Regions from separate parts of the Mus musculus genome. Here region 1 is linked to region 2. The links are chromatin loops, found by intact Hi-C in ENCODE. Cell type or tissue: left cerebral cortex. All regions are shown on one strand. Each heading gives the region's core, and the rest is flanking DNA. Links, peaks and the distances in the headings are about the cores only. Region 1 holds the start of Gm34128 (a long non-coding RNA gene). Region 2 holds the start of Tnrc6c (trinucleotide repeat containing 6C).

Evidence for each region. A loop is a pair of places that touch in the nucleus more often than their neighbours do. Peaks named below come from ENCODE experiments on the same cell type or tissue, not always from the same donor. Only the 100,000 strongest peaks of a DNase experiment are listed, where the experiment ranks them.
Region 1: it touches region 2 in a loop (5-fold over the local background); 5 of 42 quality-filtered maps call a loop at or near these places.

Annotation. Positions count from the first base shown.
Region 1 is chr11:117,410,570-117,415,941 of GRCm38, reverse strand. It overlaps Gm34128 (a long non-coding RNA gene), which reads left to right and starts at 4,672. Exons shown (of 3, transcript XR_880326.2): 1 at 4,672-4,881. It overlaps Gm11729 (predicted gene 11729), which reads right to left and starts at 1,553. Exons shown (of 3, transcript NR_132097.1): 1 at 1,195-1,553; 2 at 938-1,099; 3 at 574-765. In left cerebral cortex, for the core only: a CTCF peak has its summit at 5,137 (motif pointing left); DNase peaks (open chromatin) are centred at 293 and 866; H3K4me3 peaks cover 497 bases.
Region 2 is chr11:117,653,101-117,658,472 of GRCm38, reverse strand. Tnrc6c (trinucleotide repeat containing 6C) reads right to left here and starts at 4,184. Exons shown (of 22, transcript NM_198022.2): 1 at 3,787-4,184. In left cerebral cortex, for the core only: a CTCF peak has its summit at 2,786; DNase peaks (open chromatin) are centred at 2,476, 3,818, 4,289 and 4,799; H3K4me3 peaks cover 3,648 bases; H3K27ac peaks cover 2,635 bases.

The sequences.
Region 1 (5,372 bases), core at 250-5,249, 240 kb after region 2:
TATGAGTAAGTATTTGGCTAGAAATTAATATAGTGAAGTTGAAAAGAATCTTAGGATAGGAAAAAGACTAATTTCATCTCGGGCTGCTCAGATCTCCGAGTACACCGGGGTTAATGTAATTAACTTACAATTTGAGCCTGGGTTGTGTACATACACCAAATCTCCCCACTGGAAACCAGATTAGATTTTATTGCTCCATATATCCTGCTTATCTACGCTGCGCCTCCAATATACTTCCCTCGATGACTTCGAGGCTCCGCTCCACAATGAAAATGCAGAACCATCTGGTCCTGAGCCCGCGCCGTTTATTTAAAGATTTAATTAAATACTGTAAATGGAAAGCTTCCCTGAATTAACATTTTAAATGTGACTTATTGCAGGTTTGATATTGTCTTAATGCCAGCCTGGGAAACTCCACCGCAAGTTGTTGACGTTCAAATTGAATTCATTTGGGTGGCTCCGGGGGGACCCATTAATTAATCTAAACAACTAATGGGGATTGGTTCTGACTTTTGATGAAGATTATTTACTGAGACAATTTGCGATGAATAAAGAGTCACAGTAGGCAAATGCTTAATTGAATTCAAAAAAGTCTCATTGTGCTTTAATATCAGGGATGCGGGCGTGTGAGTAAGCTTTGAAATGCAGGAGCAGGGCGAGAGCCTCAATCTCTTACCCCAGCTAATAACAGAGCGAATGGGTAATTACATCCGCCGGGTAACGTGCGCCTCCATAGGACAACAGGTCTGCCTGGCTAATCACTTCCTGGGGAAGAAGAAGAGTCTGAAAGCACAAATGAAGACAAGATCCTGCCCTTCATCAGGCGGCTAGGTCCCAGGAAGCCCCAGGAAGCAGCCTAGCAGCAGTAGCTGCCGCCGCCGCAGCCTCAGCAGCCGTCCTCTCCCCGCCCCTCCTCCACCCTTCAGGGCCCGCCCACCTGGGGAAGCGCCTCTCCTCCCGCCCCAGCTCCCTCGGGGCATGCTGCTGTCCAACTCTCCAGGAGCTCTGATGAAATTCCACCGGGATTAAGCCGGAATGAACTTTCCAGTCTATCTATCTTCTCATTTCGTCTTCTGGGTCAGCAGCTCGGGTCAGAACTCTGTTTGGAGGAAAATGGAAGTTTCTAGAAGAAGCACGCATATCCAGCCTGTAGCTTGTGCCTGCATGCAGCACAACACAAAACTGTGAACTTACCCAAAATATGAGAAAGATAGGTTTTGGGAAAAAAAATTGTAACTCCACTGCATAGTTCTCATCGTGAACTTTGTATGTCTTGGCAGTGTCAAAAGGCCGGCCATGCTTGGCACAGGGGGAAAAAAATCTCTTCACAGAGCCAGCATGGCCCAGGCAGAAGTCTACCCCACTATGACATCCTGGCTTCTGAATCCGGGCCTCCTCCAGAGAAGTCCTTGCCTCATGTGGTAGCCTCAGACTGGAGACGCCCCATGCCTCTCCACCCTCCCTGCCTGAGGTAGCAGCTCCTGGCCACCAGTCTGCAGTCTGCTAGATTCCCAGTGACTCCAGTGTTTCCCGTGATAAAACACCAAGACAACCTACAGACAGAAGGAAAGGTGTATTTGGGGCTGACGGTTCCAGAGAGTGAGGTCAGCTTTCCAACAGCTGTAGATTTGGCAACTGGAGCGGGAACTTGAGAGCTCACACCTCCATCAAGACACAAAGACAACACACGCACAAGAATGGTCCAAAGTTCTTAAGACTCCATCCCTGGTGACACACCTCCTCCAGCAAGAGCTCACCTCCTAATCCTCCCCTTAATAGCTACCAACTGGGGACGGATGTGCAAACACGTGAGTCTTTGGGGACCATTCTTATTCAAACCACCACAGCGGGGTTGTGTTTTCTGTGAGAGGAACAGCTCTGCCCTGTTTGTTCCTCTCTTTCCCTTTCCACTTCTCCACTTTCTACCTCTGCCTCCTGTTTCACTGTATCTCTCTCTGTCTTCTCTATCATCAACCTTGTTTTTCTCTGTTTCTCTGTATCTATCTTTTCAAACAACAGTGTGTCTTTCTCTGTGTGTTTCTTTGTATATCTCTGTCTCTCCCCTTTCTCTATTACACTAATCTATGTCCATTCTCTCTCCACCCCCCACTTCTGTCACACCACAGCTGGACAGGTGACTGGGAAAAGGGCACACACTGGGGACACTTGCTGTTCCATGAGGGTGCACACCATCGGAACCCCTAAATATTGCTCATGTAAGGCAGTAATTTACCCAATGTGATGATTAACATTGTCAGCCTGGCAGGATATAAGGTCACCAGGGAATAAACCCTCTGGTCATATCTGTGAGGGAGTTTCTAGACTGGCTTAACTGACATAAAAGGCTCACCCTGGATGTAGGTGCCACCTTGCCAAGGGGTGTGGTCCTGGACCGAATAAAAGGGGGAAGGACACCAGCCTCCATCTGTCTCTTCTTCCTGCCGAGGATAGCAGGATGGATACCATGCCATAACCAGCCACCTCACACCCTGCCAGCTTAACTTCCTCACTGTGATGGACTGTATCCATTCCAGCTGTGAGCTGAAATAACCGCTCCCTCCCTCAAGTTCCTTCTTGTCAGGCACTGTGTCACAGCAGACCGGGAAGTAAATATCTGCCCCCGTGGTTAGTCTGAAGGGCTCTCTGTGGTTTTAACAGAAGGGCTAAAGCCCAAGAGAGCCACCAGGACAAGGGCACGTGTACTGGGGATCCAGCCTAAGGCTGTTGTGTAAATGCCAGAGATGCCTTCTCCCTGCGGCGCCTCCAACAACCATGCCCCCCCAGAGGCTCCTGATGCCCCCCCCCCCCCAGACATGTTCACGCGCAGATGCCTGGATGTGTGTTTTTTGCTTCTTTATTTTTTTTAACGCACTTAGGGTTTTGCCATGTTCACAGTTTCTGCGCTTGTTTTTCTCACTCTGTAATGAATCTTGGAAACTTCATTTAGTCGTAGGCATGTTCCAGCGGACTCAAGACATCAGTGTGCTTCAGGCCTTCTTCAGTTTGTTTGCTTTGATACAGAGTCTCGTGAAGTGGAAACTTCTAGTTTCTTTCAAAAGTTAGTTATGTCAAATGATGTTCTGCTGAGGCACACAGGTGAAAGGTGCTAAAGCAGACACGAGAAAGGACACTTGATTAAGGAGTATAAATATGACCCCACAGACCATGGGAAACAAGCACTGAGCACTGATTCGGCTTGCACTACCTTGCTATGCTGCCATTGAGAGAAGCTCGCCCAAGAACTGCTGTGAGGATCCTCCACAGCCTCACCTCAGGCTGGTTGGTGAGCTTAAGTTCCTCTGGGAGTAAACTATAGCTGCTGGATTGTGCCTGGTGTGGTGTGTCTGCCAAAGCTACCAGTTGTGTGCTGTCAGCCTGCCTAGGGGACATTTTTGCTTCAGTTCAAGGGTCCCTTCCCTACCCTGTTTGTCCTGGCTGATCTTATGTCAACTTGATACAAGCTAGAGTTATCTGAAAGGAGGGTACCTCAATTAAGAAAATGCCTCTGTAAGATCCAGCTGTAGGGCATTTTCTTAATTAGCGATTGATGGAGCTATCCCTGAGCTGGTGGTCCTGCGTTCTATAAGAAAGCATTCTGAGCAAGCCATGGGAGCAAGCCAGTAAGCAGCATCCCTCCATGGCCTCTGCATCAGCTCCTGCCTCCAGGGTCCTGCCCTGTTTGAATTCCTGCCCTGATTTCCTTTGATGATAAGCAACAACGTGGAAGTATAAGCTGAATAAACCCTTTCCTCCCCACATTTCTTTGGTCATAGTGTTTCATTGCAGCAATAGTAACCCTAAGATACCATTCATTCATTTCTGTGCTATGAGCTGGCCACTTTGCCTGCATGCCTTTTTTAAAATTTTATTTGTTTGTTTGCTTGCTTGTTTTTTATACAGGGTATCTGGCTCAGCCTACTCTAGAACTCCAAAAATATCCAAGACTGACCTTAAACTTCAGATCTTCCTGCCTCTTACTCCCAAGGGCTGAAGTTTCAGGTGTTCTCCAGCCCTGCTGTGGGTGGGGTTTAGTGCTTCTTTTTCAGTTAAGTCCCCTGTGATTGGACAGGAAAAAGGAGGCGGAGCTAGGAGTGGGGGCGGAGGGGAAGAGATAGAGATCGCTGGAGGAGGAGAAGGGAGGAGGAAGAAGGAAGAGAAGCCAACATGGAGGCAGATGGACAGGAAGAAGATCCTGATCCTGTGTGGGTTTTTGTTTTGTTTTGTTTTGTTTTTTGTTTTTTCGAGACAGGGTTTCTCTGTATAGCCCTGGCTGACCTGGAGCTCACTTTGTAGACCAGGCTGGCCTCGAACTCAGAAATCCGCCTGCCTCTGCCTCCCGAGTGCTGGGATTAAAAGCGTGCGCCACCACGCCCGGCTCTGTGTGGTTTTAAACAGCCACAAGTAGCTAAGATTTTCATAAGGTTAGAATAATTGGGGTAAAGCTTTTTGTTTGTTTGTTTGGTTTTTTTTTTCGGTTTTTTTTTTTTTTTTTTTTTTTTTTTTTTTTTGAGACAGGGTTTCTCTGTGCAGTCCTGGCTTCGAACTCAGAAATCCCTCTGCCTCTACCTCCCAAGTGCTGAGATTAAAGGTGTGCGCCACCACCACCCGGTTGGGGTAAAGCTTTTATCATTATCAATTAGCTCTGAAATTATTGAATTGGCATCTTGTAAATTGTGATCTTATTGTTATATAAATATGATTGGATAATTAAGCTTTAAGAGTCATGTTTCTACAGGGTAAATAGGTATTGAGATGGCTGATTGTGGGGTGTATGGAGCCATGTGTGGAAGCGAGAGGAACTCTGGAGCCCTGTCCGAGAGATGGCCCAGCGGGAGTCCTGTGGCCCCACAGGGCCAGAAAGTTGGCAGGCCAAGAGAACAAGTGAGTGAGATCACCTGGCATGGGGACTGGCTCCAGAGAGTTGGTGGTGGCAGCAGGAGCATGGCCTGGCCCCACTGAGAATTGGAGGGTTCATTTTTTAATATTTACCACAACACATGTACACGCAGACATACACATAAATAAAACATAAAAAATAAATCTTGGAGCTGGAGAGATGGCTCAGCAGTTAAGAGTATTGACTCAGGTCCAGAGGACCTGAGTTCAGTTCCCAGCAACCACATGGTGGCTCACAACCATCTGTAATGGGATCTGATGCCCTCTTCTGGTGTGTGAAGACGGCTACAGTGTACTTGCATATACATTAAATAAATAAATAAATAAATCCAAAAAGCAAAAAACAATAAAATCTTTACTAAAGAAGAAAGGGTAGTCAGCAAAGGAAAATGAACTGCTAAGTGTGTCATTGGAACCACCAGGTGATGTCATGACATTCTTCATATTGCACAAGTGTGTGGACCCAAATTAGAGGG
Region 2 (5,372 bases), core at 149-5,148:
TCACTTCCATTCTCTCACCTGCACAAAGTCTGAACGAGGCTGAATGAGAGAGAGGTAAAGCCTATCTGATTACCTCCAAGCAATTTCAATCAAAGGAATCCAAATCCAACCACACAAAAACTACCACCTGGCTTTTCTGGGCTCATTTGGAACCTTCCTGTCCTGCCTGATGGGGCTCTGTCTCCTGCTCCCCCAGAGCATACCTCTCTGGGTCCCAAGAACTGCATGTAATCCTGCCTCATCTTTTTCATACTTTCTCCAAACAAAATCTTTGCTACATTGAACCCTAAAATCACCAATTTTCTTTCTTGTAAAATTTTCTCAGGGGCCAGAGAAATGGCTCACTGGTTAAGAGTACTAGTAGCTGCTTTTCCAGAGGACCTGGGTTCAATTCCCAGCACCCACATGGCAGCTCACAGATATCTGTAAATCCAGTTCCAGGAAATTCAACACCCTAATACAGACAAGCATGCAGGCAAAACACCAAAGCACAGAAAATAAAAATAAAATTTAAAAACTCTAATCTAATATCACCCTTGCACAGTAAGTCTTGAGTAAGTCATAGTCCTCACACAATCTCACACACCAACACAGACACACACCTTCCCTTCACAGGTTTAATTCATACTGGAGAAGGAGGTAGTCTACAAAATAGCTCTTCATTTTAGGTTGTAATGGAGCTATTTATGATGCCAAAGACACTTAACACACTCAAACCAAACCACACAAGAAAGTAATGCTACTAATCATGTCGACCCCATCAACCCCTCCACCCCCCCACCCCACCCCCACATTGACCCGTCAATGTCAACTTGGGTCCAGCAAGAGTAACAGGCAGGACCTCCTTTTCCCTAGCTGGTGGCTATGAATATGTGGGAAGATACAGACACTCGATTCTTAGTCAGTATTGCAGAAATTTTATCTTCCCTATAAAGCTCCCTTCAATGAGGAAAAAGTTGCCTCTCACCCCAGTCCTGACTTCCTCCCTCCCAGGCTTAGTTCTGAGTGACAGTATTTGGAAGAACACACAATTACTTCAGTAAGGTCACTGCTTAACAAAAGGTGGCAGGAATGAGGAATTGTCCTTTAAAGTTTCAAATAATCTCCAAGTGCCTTGGCAACTTTTTAGCCAAGGATGTCAAATGAAACAATGAACCTTACTCCAGCACTCAACTCCTTATTCCAAAATGCCAAGTCAATTAAACATAAATATAAACCTATTAGAAAAGAACCCTTCTTATTAACCATATATCTGCTCCTTATGACAACACAAAACATAAAGAGGAAGACCAGCATTTACTAGAGTCCCTATAACCACCTAAACATTTAAACACCAGAATCAAAAGTGGAATTAAGATTAACCCTTTGCCAATCTTAGGGTCCAAACTGACAGCTTACTAGCACATGGGAGATCACTGTCAGATTGCTTTGGACAAGAAGCATGAGTTTAAATTCATAGTTTTAAAATCAGATCCATATAATTAAATCATATGTGTAGGATGCACAATTTAACTATTACTTTCTGAACTACTAATTTCTGATTACTCAAAATATAAAATAAAAATAGACTCTAAGAATCTTATGAAAACACAAGTACTAAGATAATTCGATAGGGAGAAAAAAAGTCTTTTCAGTATTGGTAAACGAAGTCCCAACTATTCAGACTCCCCCCATGAATAAAATCAATTTCGTCAATATAACAGAACCCTGTATTTTAGACACCTCATTTCCTCAATAAAAGCATCTTAACCACACTGAAATGTCCAAAGCAAGGCTCACCTCTTCTGTTCTGGGGGGGAAAAAAGGTGCCCTCTGCCAGCCAAGTTCAACTGGCTTGGGCTGTCTTATCTAACTCAGGATTTCATTTCCTAGGGAAAGAAGTCTGCAATCCAGGAATACAATTGTCAGCACCCCATATACAGTTCAAACTATCCTCTGAAGTCACTCAGGTCACATTTTTAGGGTCTGAACTAATTCACATAGTTATTCCAATCCAAAGACAGGAAATTGCATAAAATAACTGCATATACAGTCAGGTGCCATTCAGAGATGTGGTGATGAATAGACTATCTATACTGGCACAAGGCGGTTAACGTGCACACCAGACACCCAGAAAACAACCACTACCATCAGAACCTGGGCAGTACAATGGAGCAAAGGAGCCAGGAGACTCCGACGTGCAACTCCTTCAAGATGCCCAAGTTGGCCATCAATGGAGCACCATTTTGAGTTTTGAACCTATGTTTCACTCCCAGAAGCCAATGGGCAGACCACTCAAATGGAGGTTTCATCTGGCGAAGGCAAAGGTTGGAAAGAACTCAACTAATTACACACGGAAGCACCAGCACTGTCAGAAGTCTCAGAACGCCATAGGTGCAGCCGAGCCCCGCCGGCTCCTCCTCCTCCCCGGGCTCCCTCACAGCATCCCAGCACCATCCTTCATCAAGATTCCTCCAGCGACGCGCAGCGCGCGCGCCAACCGTCTCCTCGCCCGGCCAACGCACAGGGAGATGGGGGTGGGGGACAGCTTCAGGTCCACATCTGCAGGTTTTAACTGCTACGGAAGCATTCGCTACATCTCACCTACTTGGCGAAGCCGCGGACCAAGCTACCCTAAAAAAGCAGAGACGGCGTCGGGGCGCTCGGGTTTCCTTATCTGTTAACCCGGTCGAGGTAGCTGCATTGGCGGCGGTGGCGGTGCGTCTTCCTAGCACGCAAGCACTCCGCAATCCGTTTGCAACACCGTTACAAATAAATCCACCTCATTTCACAACTGTAGGGGGCCCTCGGGGTCGCCCATGGCTCACCAAACAACGCCACACTGCGGATCGGTGTATGCCACCCTTTGGGAACGCACGGTCTGCAGGGGACCATGCAAGGGGAGCGGGTATCATCCACCACTGCATTAGTTTTAAGAGAACGAGAGAGCGAGCGCGGGGGTTGGGGGGAACGGCTAAGTGTCCGACCCCTGGGTCCCCATCCCGATGTCGCACGCCCGGCCAGGAGCTCGCAGTCCGTGCCTCTCCTCCGCCCGTCAACCCCGGCCGGCGCCGCACGCGGGTAGCTCGGGGCCGCCGCGCTCCGGCTCGGCCGAACAAAGGGCCCGAAGACCTCCGGGCGCTGCGGCGGTGGCGCTCTCACCTGGGCTCCGTCCCCGGCGGCGGCTCCGCGGGGCTCCGGCGGCGCGGGCCTGGCGGTGGAGAGGTCGCTCTCGGCCGCCCGGGGCCCTCGGGGGCGCTCCGGCGGCGGGGGCCCGCTCAGTGCCGGCGCCGCAGGATCGAGTCCGGGCGCGGGCGGCGGGTGGGCGGCGGCACGTCCCGGCAGGTCCAGGTCCAGTGCCCGCGACGCCGCGACGCGCCCTGCTCCTAAGTCTCGGCGGGCCGCGGCTCGGACGCAGCCCGGGTCTGAGGCGGGGACGGCGATGGGCGGCTGGGCGCGGGGCCGCTCCGCTCCCTCCGCCTCAGGCTCCGGCTCGAGCGGGCCCGCGGCGGCGGCGGCGGGAGCGCGACGGCGCGAGGACCGCCTGTCACGGGGGCGGCCGGGGTGACCCGGCGGCTCTCAGGGCTGCACGGCGACGCGGACGGCGACGGCGGCTGCGGCTCCCGGGGCCGTCGCGCTGAGGTGCGGAGCTGCCACCGCGGCCATCTTGTTGCTCTAACTGACAAGAACCCCCCTCCCCCCGCTCCAGCCAGACGCGGCGCTCGCGCCCCCGGCCCCGCCCCGCGTGGGCCTCCAACAGGAAGTCGTACCGGCCCCCGGCACGTGACTCCCACCGCATCTGCATACCGGAGGGCGGAATGGCCAATCAGCGCCCTGATCCTGAGCTCCGCCTCCAGGCAGTGCTCCCGATCCCATTGGTTCGTCACGAAAAGACCACGCCTCCTCCTTCTCCCCTAATACCCGCCCGCGCTGTGGTCGTCCAGACCGCGCGTGGAGCGCGCGGGGGTGCGAGCTGCGCGTTCTTCACGCGCCTCGGACGCGCGCCTTTCCTCGGAGCTGACGCTCCTTCCCGGTCAATGCGGAGAGCCGTGCGGAATTCTCCCGTGGCCGCTTGCCTTCACGCTTTTGGGCACTGTGACTCCGCGTTAGCTTGCGCACCAAAGGGCCGCAGATTCAGTTCTGCGTAGCCGCCTCCGTTCTCCGGTTCTGCGCCCCGCCGTATCCCGGGTTTGCGCAGCGTTTTCGCCCGGCGGCGCTGGCCCTCTGCGCAGCGGCGCCCTGAACCTGGCGCACGCACTGGCGCGCCTCCGGCCCGTGCCGTGCACACGCCCTGTACCTCCCTACGGTGCACACTCGTACGTGCGCGGGACGCGGCCTAGAAGCTCGCTGCGCGCTCCTCGCGGCATCCTCTTGGCCCCCTCCTTCGCTCAGAGGCTCCCCGGGGATTGCTCTGACGCGAGCCAAACAATCCCGGCTGCAAAGCAGCCCCCTGGGGAGGCCTGCTTTCCCCGCAGCTACTCCACCCTACAGCGAACGCAACCTGCCCACCCCAAGCCCTGGGCTGAGACTACACACCCCGCATTTTCTTCCTGGCTCTGGGAAGCCCGCGGTGGTCCTCCATTCTTTGGCTCCTCCTTGGTATACATATACGTAATAATCTGGTGGGTAAGGTCCGAAGCACTGTGCGCTCCGTAGAGTCCCTTTCAAGTTTCTGTTCAAGCCACGGGAAGATTTTGAAAGCTCATATTTTTCTCCACAGAGGGTGATGGAAGGAGCCTAATTCCTCTCCACCACCACTCCCGACCCTGATGTTCTGGTAGATCCGCGATGCTTCTGAAAGTTGTCAGTGCTGTAAGAGGCCATTCCCTGTCTATGTGTTCCCGTCTGGAAGAAGAGACAACGCTCTAGTAGTACCTTCGAGATGCAGTTTTGCTGCCGCCAGTGTCATGTTTTGAAATGTTTGTGGAGAAAAGGGACACAACAGACTTGCTGCTCTCGTTTCCCTTCAGGGTCCCGTGAGCTCTGTACACTCCTTTCTTTCTATTATATTTTAAGCCTTCTGGTCGTCAGATTTACTTACTCTCCGAAGTCGGCTTCAAACGTCTGTTGTGTATTTTTCATCCTGCAAACCCATATCCCCTAGAAAGATCTGATGGCAGATGTGGCTCTCACAGAGACTTCTGCCTTTTCTATTCAGCATTTTATTGACTTCAGTTTAATTCTTGACTGCTGAGAACCTGTATCTTTTGTGTCTCAAAAGTCCAGATATTATCACATGATCCAGGAAGGAGCACAAATAGCATCCTGCAGTTACACAGCATGCACTAGGTAGATTGCTAAATCCATGAGGAGCCCAGAGTCTGGGTGCAAACAACACTGTAAAACTTCAGTTATTGGAATATTGAACCAAAATGACGTCATTTAGCATTTGT